Regions from separate parts of the Homo sapiens genome. Here all the other regions are linked to region 2. A link is a contact called in ENCODE Hi-C or POLR2A ChIA-PET data. All regions are on one chromosome and are shown on one strand. Each heading gives the region's core, a stretch centred on a gene start or an enhancer-like site at or near the end of the contact. The rest is flanking DNA. Distances are from core to core; before and after follow the strand shown. Region 1 overlaps ITPR1 (inositol 1,4,5-trisphosphate receptor type 1). Region 2 overlaps ITPR1 (inositol 1,4,5-trisphosphate receptor type 1). Region 3 overlaps ITPR1 (inositol 1,4,5-trisphosphate receptor type 1).

Region 1 (3,176 bases), core at 241-2,740, 82 kb before region 2:
TGTCATTATTAGCAAGTTGTCTGCTAACAGCTTGGCGCATGCCAGAAAGCTATTCTCGGTGGGGTTAATTTCTGGCTATTAAAAGTTCTCTGAGACCCCAGATCTCTCTGAGCAGGGCCATGTTGGGGATTTCCAGCACATGTGCTGTTTAGACTCAAGGGCCACAGCAAGCTTCCCCATCTCACAGCAGAAACACTGTAGGCACAGGTGACAGCAAATGGGCATTGACCAGTCCGCTGCCAGAGCGCTTGGTGACCGTCCAACCCACAGACGCGCTGCCATCTACCTAACGGGGTCGTGACAGTGATTTTATTGCGTGCTTCATGAAAATCATGTAGTGCCTGGTCCATAATAAATGATTGCAGACTATTGTTATCCTCATGCCTGGGACATAATAAATATCCCTAAACTGTTACATGAAAAATAGAAATTCCCTGAGAGCATAATTAGGCCAGTTATCTCCAAGTTAGATTTCGTTCATGGGACAAATGGCAGACTTTTCCAGCATGGGCTGAAAGAAGTAAAAAAAAGAAGAAACACTGAGAGGTAGGAGGACTGCTTGAAACTAGGGGTTTGAAACCAGCCTGGGCAACATAGTGAGATCCTGTCTCTACAAAAAATTAAAAAGTTAGCGAGGCATAGTGGTACACACATGTAGTCCCAGCTACTAGGGAGGCTAAGGCAGGAGGCTCATTCAAGCCCAAGCCCAGGAAGTAGAGGCTGCAGTGAGCTATGATCATGCTACTGTACTCCAGCTTGGGTGACAGAGGCAGACCCTGTCTTTAAAAAAAAAAAAAGAAAGAAAAGAAACACTAACTTGTTGAAGATTGAGATGACTCCACTAGGAACAAAAATGGTTGGTGAAGAGGAAGAGGACTGAGAATAGAATAGTGCTGCCTGCCTTTGTGTTTACATCTCACATAGAGCTATCTTCCCCTCCCCACAGAGCAGATGTAGCTGAAGTGCTCATGTGTATGTATTTGAGGGGACAGCAACTTGGAAGAGAAGATACCAGCTGCGGCATCTCATAGTGGAGGTTTGGAGGCCAAGGCAGGGCTTCAGGGAAGTGCCTTTTCTGCAACATGTGTTTTGTTGCTCTTATTCTTGTCTTGGTCTGCTTGTAACAACAACAAAAAAGACCATCTGGAGTCTAGAAGGCAAAAATAATGGGAATGAAGAGATGGTGTTAGAATCATAGCAGTATCACCGTATTTATGGGATGAGTTATTCTACTGGCCCTCACTTTTGGTGCTGAGATTGAGATGTGAAATCATGAAGCGATTCAGAAATGTGTCCTTATGAAAATACTGTCTTCTGATAGCTTCAGCATACAGGGTTTTTTATGAGAACAGATCTTTCTAATCTCTCAGCGTTGCCAAGAAGTGTCCATGCTTCTTATCTAGAGAGATTATTCCATGTTTTAATTATAAAGGGTTGAGTAGCTGTTTCAGGGCTGACGTTGGTTCTTGCTCATGAATCAAGGTCACAACAGAGCTCACCCCTGGCCTTGGCCAGGGACTTAATGTTCATTCAGCAAACATCTGCCAAACCCTCACTATATTTACAGCATGTGTTAATTGTAGTGGGCTAGATACAGATAATACTCCATGTATATAGTACTTTTAACAGTTTCTAAAGGCTTATTCTCTTATTCACATGAAGAATCTGAAATCAGAGAAGTCGGCTTAAGTTATATAGCTGGTAAGTCAACAAGCAATAGCTGCAACCAGTCGTATCTTATTTTTTGACTACATCTCTGCTGTCTGAGGCAAGGTCCCTACTCTCAAATGAGTTAACTTTTAATAGAAAAGATAATTTGATTGACTCTAACGAACATTTATTACATATGCTCTGGAGGTTCCATGTGAAACAGGCTTGTCTTTAATCTAGGTCTCAGGATAGCAGAAGTAATCCCATTTGTATTTTTATCTGTTTTGTTTAGGATGCTTATCACAGTTCTAATGCAGAAATTATTTGGATAATTCTGATTGTGGAAAAAAACAAACTCAAAGTGCTTTTTCTAGTCTCTCACTCAACAGCAGTCAACACAGATTTCTGTGACAAACGGGGTGGGGGAAATTCTCCCCATCACCAAGCAAGCAATCAATTCTGCAGCAGACAACAGCTGGGTATCTTCTATTTTAATGTTTAACTGGTGATAGTATTAGATCCCACAGATTGGAGGCTCAGCCCCCAAGAATGCCCCACCTCCCACCTGACACACCAGTCTGGGCCTCTGGAACGTCTGACTGACTGGCTTTAAGTTTGGATTCCTATGACCACCTCTTTGGGTTGGATTAATTTGCTAGAGTGGCTCACACAACTCAGGGAAGCATGTTTACCCATTTATTATAAAGGATATTACAAAGGATACAGATAACCAGAGGAGGAGATACACAGGGTGAGGTCTGGAAGGGTCTTGAGTGTAGGAGCTTCTGTTCCTATGGAGTTGGGGCCCACTATCCTCCCAGTGGGTGGATGAGTTCTTGTTCACCATCTTGTCTGCCTCCACATGTTCAGTTATCTGAAGCTGGTCCTTTTGGGTTTTTATGGAAGCTTCATTATGTAAGCATGATTGATTAAATCATTGGCCATTGGTGATCAACTTAACCTTCAGCCTCTCTTCCCTCTCCTCTTTCTGGGCTGAAAGCTGGACCCTCTAATCCTGCCTTGTTTTTTTCTGGTGACCAGCTCCATCTAGAAGCTGCCTGGGGGCTGCCAGCTACCAGTCAACTCATTAGCATGCAAAAGACATCACTTTGGCATTTCTGAGGATTTTAGGGGTTGTATGCCAGGAAACAGGGTCAAAGACCAAATATATATTTCACAATGTGACAGTAATGATTTATTTTATGCCTAACTCCGCTGCTAGATTGTGGGTAGGGACTTTCTCGTTGACCCCAGCATCCCCAACACAAAGTGAAACATCTGTCAGAAAACAGATGTGTCTTTCATCACAAAAGCATGTTGAATGAGTGCACTATAAAGAATAGATGAGGTGCTGTTTTAAAGTGCCATGGGACCACAGATGAAGTTTATTGTGGTGGGAGGTGATGTCATGAGTAGAAAAACTTACGGAGAAGGCATATTAAGCCGGGCAACAAAGGATGGGCGGGCATTAAACATGAATGGAGTGAGGGTTGGGATAGAGGGGTGGGACATTTTTCTACAGTGAA
Region 2 (3,207 bases), core at 238-2,737:
GCTCCTGTCCACTGAACATCAGTAGCACCCTCTTCCAGTCACTGCAGCAATCCATAATCTCCTCAAAGTCTGTGCTGGGAACATGGGAATCTAGTTGAATAGGTGGGGAAGGTTGGTCAGTCCTGCATGTATGTATATTTAGTGCATATGCCCATAGGGGGCTATCTTTCTGGAGGGTCTATGTGTCTTTAGTTGTCCTCACTTTGCTTTTCTGGTATAAAGATCATTTTGTTCAGTGAGATCTTATTAATACATCTCCAACTCTTTCCTCTCCTATACTTTTTACCACAGGGGTTGTAAATTCAGATTCCTCTTGGCCATACGGGAAATCAACAGGAATAAAGTGGGCTTGGTGGGTAGTGTTGCCAAGTGGAGAGTCCCATGGGTGGGTCTGGAGGGGCAGCTCTACTTCCCTACTGTCACTGCTTGGGAATGTGGGCTGAGAGCTGCTGCCACGTCTTCCACTTTTTAAGAGAAGATAAAAATCCATGCTTTTAGTGTAGTATCTCAATTTTAAAAAGATGTTGGGAACTAATTCAATTAAGGCTTGAAATATACACTCAACACCAAAAGAAATGGCTCAGGCTGGATGTGGTTCTTCAGCCCCATTTGCAACCTGTGCTCTATATGTTATGTTTCATCAGCAAGTCCTTTCGACACTCCTTCCTATGAATGAACTGTGAAGAAAACAGCATGGTTGAAAAAAGTTCAATCATAAGGTGATCAAAAATGGTCAACTCCTTATTAAAAAGAAAAAAGAGAAAAACAGAAATCTCTCTCATGCTGTTTATGTTTTTAAAAAATAAAAAAGGAAGCCAGTTCTTTTCCCTGATTTAAGATTACTGATGTGACTTTCAGGTCTTTTTTTTTTTTTTTTTTTTTTTTTTTTGAGATGGGGTCTTGCTCTATTGCCAGGCTGGAGTGTAGTGGCACGATCTCAGCTCACTGCAACCTCCACCTCCCGGGTTCAAGCGATTTCCCTGCCTTAGCGTCCTGAGTAGCTGGGACTTCAGGGGTGCGTCACCACGCCCGGCTAATTGTTTGTATTTAGTAGAGACGAGGTTTCACCATTTTGGCCAGGATGGTCTCGATCTCCTGAACTCATGATCCACCTGCCTTGGCCTGCCAAAGTGCTGACATTACAGGCATGAGCCACTGGGCCCGGCCTCAGGTCTTGAATGTTGACTTTGTGCTTCACTTTCTGCAGTTCCTACTTTCCTACTTAGCTGGAACTTTTCCCCCTAGTGTCTTAAAGTTATCTACATATTTCATTCAATTTACATTCCCACCAGCCAATACGATGTTGTATTTTGGACAGCCACTTTGCCTTTGGAACTGATGGCCAGTCTCCAGTGGGTTTTCATTTTTATTTTTCTCAACTACTATGCAGCACCCCAATCAGAAGTCAGACTATTTTAAATTAATGCCATTTAAGGAATTAGTTGTCTAGACCACTTGACTTCCTTTTGACTAGGATGAGCAACATCAACAGCACTTTGAAGGAGAGTGACATCTAGTGGCTGGATACTGTCTATGCTTTTTCCTTCTGCAGGAATAACTGGATTTTGACTCTCTTGGTCATGTTTTCCTAAGGGTCTCTTGACAAAATGAGCTTCTTCCCATCCGCAAATCACATAAATTTCTTCTAAAGGCCATTACTACTGTTTTCTGACAGCAGCATAGCTGTTACCTTGAAACAAGCACCTACATTGTTTTGTTCTGAGAAATGATTACTTAAGTCACAGCTTTGACCAGCTAGGAAGAGCTAGAGGAGTGACAGGTCCTTATTGTCTGGGTACTACATTGCTTGTTTTTAGAAGCCTTGCTTCAATATCGCATTACATGATTCAGAGCTTGTTGACTTTAACAAAATAACCTTTCCTTACTGTTTCAGTCACCTTTCTATTGTCATTCGATAATAGTTTCTCTGTTGCTGAAATAAAATAACAGGTGGCTATGATGGGGCAGACCTTGATGTTGCTTAGGGAACATGGTGAATAATAGTGGTGGAACCATTTCATAGAGTGTTTTTTTTCCCCTTAGAAATTAAAAACAGCCCGCAACCCATTATTCAAGGGAAAAGAGTAATAGATATTTAAATTATCAGGATTTTAAAGTAATGAAAAGGTAACACATTTAAGATGCCTTTTTCTTTTTTTTTTGAGACAGTCTCACCACTCTATCACCCACGCTGGTGTGCAGTGACATGTTCCCGGCTCACTGCAGCCTCAGCCTCCTGAGCTTAAGTGATCCTCCCACCTCCCTGCCCAGTAGCTGGGACCACAGGCACACACCACCATGCCTGGCTAATTTTTGTATTTTTTGAAGAGTTGGGGTTTTGCCACATTGCCCAGGCTGGTCTTGAACTCCTGAGCTGAAGCAATCCACCCACCTCGGCCTCCCAAAGTGCCAGGATTACAGACATGAGCCATGGCATGACTTTAAAAAATTCAGAGTACCTGACACAGAGACATGATGAAGGTGTTTTTGAAGAAACTACACACTTGTATTTTAGGAGGAGTATTCCAAAATCTGTGAGTAGGAAAAGCAAAAAAATATTAATTGATGTGATTCGTAAATTGTGTTCCTCAAAGATAACCTTGGGTTTTATTTTGATGTTTTCCCTACTCTCCTACCCCCTATTCTGTTCCTGTGTCTCCACATTTTAAAGTATCAACAGGAGTGTGCTATTCACTTCCCTTTCTTGTTGCCCAGGCTGGAGTACAGTGGTGCGATCTTGGCTCACTGCAACCTCCACCTCCTGGGTTCAAGTGATTCTCCTGCCTCAGCTTCCTGAGTAGCTGGGATTACAGGCATGCACCACCACACCTGGCTAATTTTTGGGGGTATTTTTAGTAGAAACGGGGTTTGGCCATGTTGGCCAGGCTGGTGTTGAACCCCTGACTTCAGGTGATCTGCCCGCCTCAGCCTTCCAAAGTGCTAGGATTACAGGCGTGAGCCACCGTACCTGGCCTCTATCCTCATTTTTAATGGCTACACGGTTACTTCCTTGTTTGGCAGTACTGTCATTTTAGATAAGCAGCCTCTATGGGCAGACGTTAGGTAGGGAGTGATATTCAGGATCTTGACAACATTTGCCATTCTGAAAAAAGTTGTATGGCCTTGTGCATATGCCAGGTTGTCCTCTTAGGAGAAACTCCTAGAAGTGGAATTGTTAAGTCAATGTTATGTTGAGTGAAAAGTTTT
Region 3 (3,257 bases), core at 41-2,540, 110 kb before region 2:
TTCTTCTTTTCAGTAATGACAGCAACAGTAATAAATGAAAAGCACTAAATGAGCCCAGTGGGTATTTGCTGTGTGCTAGGCACTATGCTAAATACTGTGCCTACATCTTCCTTAATCCTCACACAACTGTCTATGGTGAACATTGTCATCATTGCTGTTTGTGGAGGCAAAACTTTTGAGCTTCAGAGAGGCAAAGTCACTTGCCCAAGATTTCACAGCTCAGAAAATTCCAGACTCCAAGGCTAGGGCTGCCAGCAGTTGCTCTCTGCAGGCCAGCTTCTCTCTTTCCAGCTTCCTTGTCTGCCCGCAGCTCTCCCTCCTCCTTGACTGTGCACAGCCCCTATCTGGATGCCTGGTTAAACCTCAACCCACTCTATTCCCATGTTTCCCCTGGGGGTCTTGATTTCCCAGTCACCCAGGTGCCTCCTGAGCCCCCGGGATCTTAGTACCTTCTTTCTCTTCCAGGGCATCTCTTCTTTAAAATCATATGAAGTGCTTTTTAAGTGTTTTCCTCAAACATTGTAAACAAATTAATGATGAGTCCCTCCTGCCCTTTTAAAGTGAGGAGGGCTTCTTTTTGAACTTTGGGTTGCTAATACTTTCTTGAGATGAATACTTTATTTTCTCAGTTGCTTGCACATATTTGAGGATAGCAGTGTAAAAATGGGGTTGGAAAGAAAGTTTGACAACCCTTCCTGTTTTTAATATTTATGGGGGACCTGTTGTGGACTACGGTGAGTGAGTGCCAGTCGTTATGGGACTCACTGTGTAGCACTCCAGCCCCATCCCATTTATATAGATGGTGGTTACCTCCAAATGGCTTCATCTACTGGTTGAACTTGAGAACTCCAATAGGATCTTGGAGGGCAAGTGTGTGTGTGTGCACACTACTCAGTGGCATGCTTCTGAATTGCCTTTTTAGCTTGTTAAAAATAAAGGTTCAGCTTGGTGCGGTAGCTAACGCCTGTAATCCCAGCTACTTGGGAGGCTGAGATGGGAGGATCCTTTGAGACCAGGAGCTCAAGACCAGCTTTTAAGACCAGCCTGGGCAATATAGCAAGAACCCTGTCTCTTTATAAAAACAAGACGGGCAGGATTCTTGGGCCTCATCCTACAGCACAGCTTTAGTAAGCTGGGTTGACAGAGTCCTGGCGTCAGTATATTTGGAAACAATAAGTCTGATGAACATCCCCCTCGTTAAGAATCCCTGAGACCAACTTTCATTTTACAGATGAAAAAACTGAGACCGGTAGGGGTAAAATGCCACAGTCATGATCATGCCGCTAGTAGGTGGCAGAGTGCCATCTACAATTCATTTGTCATCTGAGCTTGACTGGGGCTCCTCTTACCACTTCCTCCCCATTTGAGAACTTGATGATTTATTTATTTTTTTTTTTCTTGAGATGGAGTCTCACTCTGTCGCCAGGCTGGAGTGCAGTGGCACGATCTTGGCTCACTGCACCCTCCACCTCCTGGGTTCAAGCAATTCATCTGCCTCAGCCTCCCATGTAGCTGGGACTACAGGCGCCTGCCACCACGCCCAGCTAATTTTTGAATTTCTAGTAGTGACAGGATTTTGCCATGTTGGCCAGAATGGTCTCAATCTCTTGACCTCGTGATCCGCCTGTCTCGGCCTCCCAAAGTGCTGGGATTACAGGTGTGAGCCACCATGCCTGGCCATGGCTTGATGATTTATTAACCTAGCCCTACCTTGGATTCTGAGCCCACCCTGTCAAGCATTATGTTAGCTCTGGGGGCATTACTATACTTACAGGAGCTTAAGGTGGTGGTTTTATATATGTATATTCTGCTCTTGATTTTTACATGAGAACTCAGGCCATTGGCTACACTGTTCTTCTTGTTTATACAGTGAAGTCTTGTGTCATGAAGCTGAAGGAGGCAAACTGCTGGTGGGGTACCATGGACACTTTGATTTACCCACCAAATAGATACTGAGCTGCCAGCCTTGGGCATCTTCTGGCCTTCATGGAGCTGGTAGCCTGGTGCCCCTTTGGAGTCTCAGTCAGTGAGGTTGGGAGGACAGAGAAGGAGAGGCAGAGAGTGTCTGGCGCAGGAGAAGCTTGGTCGGGGGGGCTTTGTGGAGAAGGTGGGGCTCTTACCCTGAGTCCTGAAAGACAGGCAGGACTTGAGGAGGCAAAAGGGAATCTTGGAGAATAGAACAGTAAGGGTCAAGGCTGAATATTTAATGGTACCTTGCATTTGGGATGAGAGGAGGCAGCACAGATGAATGGAGGAACCCTGGAAAACCATGGTGTGTTAGCTGGGAACAACTGCAAGTTCTGTGGTCACTTGGAAGATTAGCCAGTTCTATCAGTACCAGTTTTAGGAGCTTGGACAAGTTGTGTAACTTCTCAGAGTCTCAGTTCCCTCATCTGTTCAAAAATATATTTTTAAGTGGTTCTTCTAAAAGAATTGTGCAAGTTAGACTTAGCAGTCAGGACTTTAAATACTGAGTCTTTATGTAATGTGAGCTTATTTATTTGTAATTTTTTGTACTTTCCCCACTAGTTGCTTTTGATGCTCCACAGTCCTTTCATATCTTCATGAGTTTGTGCTCATGGTTCTTTCCACCTGGAAACGCTCCCCTCTAGCCTCCAACATCTATTTCGAATCTTCCAGTAGTTCCATTAGAACTTCCTCTGTCTGCAGCTTCTCAGATGACCTCAGGCACAGTTCGCTTCTGGCTGTATTTTTTTTTCTTCCTTCTCTTACAGCCCTTAGATTATATTCTCCTTATCAGTTTGTTCTTAAGGCTCCTGCACTAGCCTTGAGCTCCCAAAGAGCAAGGGCCTGGCTCATATTCACCTGGCACAAAGTCAGCTCCTCAGCTACCCTTAGTTGAATGCAACAGCCCCTTGCTGTGTCTCGCGACTTCAGCCACCTTGCATGCTATACTCAGATCTACCATGGACATGGTTATGGGAAAGGAGCCACAGAAAACAGTAGCCTTAATGTGTCCTTCACAGAACAGAACCCTGGGCTTTTGGATTAGGTTTAGATCCATGCATAGGAAGCCTCTAGTGTAAAGAGTTCCTGGCAGGAGAATATGGCAATCTAAATGTTGCGCAGGAAAAGCCCTGGGATATCTGATTTTTGCATAGTGCTAAGAGTTTCATTTTCATACACTTGACAGAGCATTTATCTGTCTTCTTTACAGCCTGGTTGATGATCGTTGTGTTGTACAGCCAGAAACCGGGGACCTTAACAATCCACCTAAGAAATTCAGAGGTAAGGTG

The links. Hi-C counts contacts between places; a loop is a spot of excess contacts on that map. ChIA-PET counts read pairs that join two places held with the same protein, here RNA polymerase II (POLR2A). Pooled maps may share reads with other maps.
Region 1: a pooled map shows a loop between it and region 2 (2.2-fold over the local background). The contact joins two enhancer-like sites. A Hi-C loop is called at or near these places in 1 of 50 pooled maps. POLR2A ChIA-PET finds 5 or more read pairs at or near these places in 5 of 52 experiments (A549, HEK293, activated CD4-positive, alpha-beta T cell and 2 more).
Region 3: a map of B cell shows a loop between it and region 2 (7-fold over the local background). The contact joins two enhancer-like sites. A Hi-C loop is called at or near these places in 14 of 168 maps with a recorded cell type or tissue (B cell, CD4-positive, alpha-beta T cell, CD4-positive, alpha-beta memory T cell and 8 more), 15 of 37 single-sample maps with no recorded cell type and 18 of 50 pooled maps. POLR2A ChIA-PET finds 5 or more read pairs at or near these places in 4 of 52 experiments (CD8-positive, alpha-beta T cell, GM12878, OCI-LY7 and 1 more).

Annotation. Positions count from the first base shown.
Region 1 is chr3:4,550,103-4,553,278 of GRCh38, forward strand. All of the region lies in intron 4 of ITPR1 (inositol 1,4,5-trisphosphate receptor type 1), which reads left to right. Among named protein-coding and RNA genes, the nearest start is that of ITPR1, 58 kb to the left of the region's middle. Within about 2 kb of position 1,491, at least 9 of the 41 ENCODE cell types and tissues checked have a DNase peak (open chromatin) inside an H3K27ac peak, as active enhancers do.
Region 2 is chr3:4,632,069-4,635,275 of GRCh38, forward strand. All of the region lies in intron 5 of ITPR1 (inositol 1,4,5-trisphosphate receptor type 1), which reads left to right. Among named protein-coding and RNA genes, the nearest start is that of EGOT, 120 kb to the right of the region's middle. Within about 2 kb of position 1,488, at least 3 of the 41 ENCODE cell types and tissues checked have a DNase peak (open chromatin) inside an H3K27ac peak, as active enhancers do; they include B cell, where a contact is called at or near this core.
Region 3 is chr3:4,517,846-4,521,102 of GRCh38, forward strand. It overlaps ITPR1 (inositol 1,4,5-trisphosphate receptor type 1), which reads left to right. Exons shown (of 62, transcript NM_001378452.1): 4 at 3,179-3,249. Among named protein-coding and RNA genes, the nearest start is that of ITPR1, 26 kb to the left of the region's middle. Within about 2 kb of position 1,291, at least 7 of the 41 ENCODE cell types and tissues checked have a DNase peak (open chromatin) inside an H3K27ac peak, as active enhancers do; they include B cell, where a contact is called at or near this core.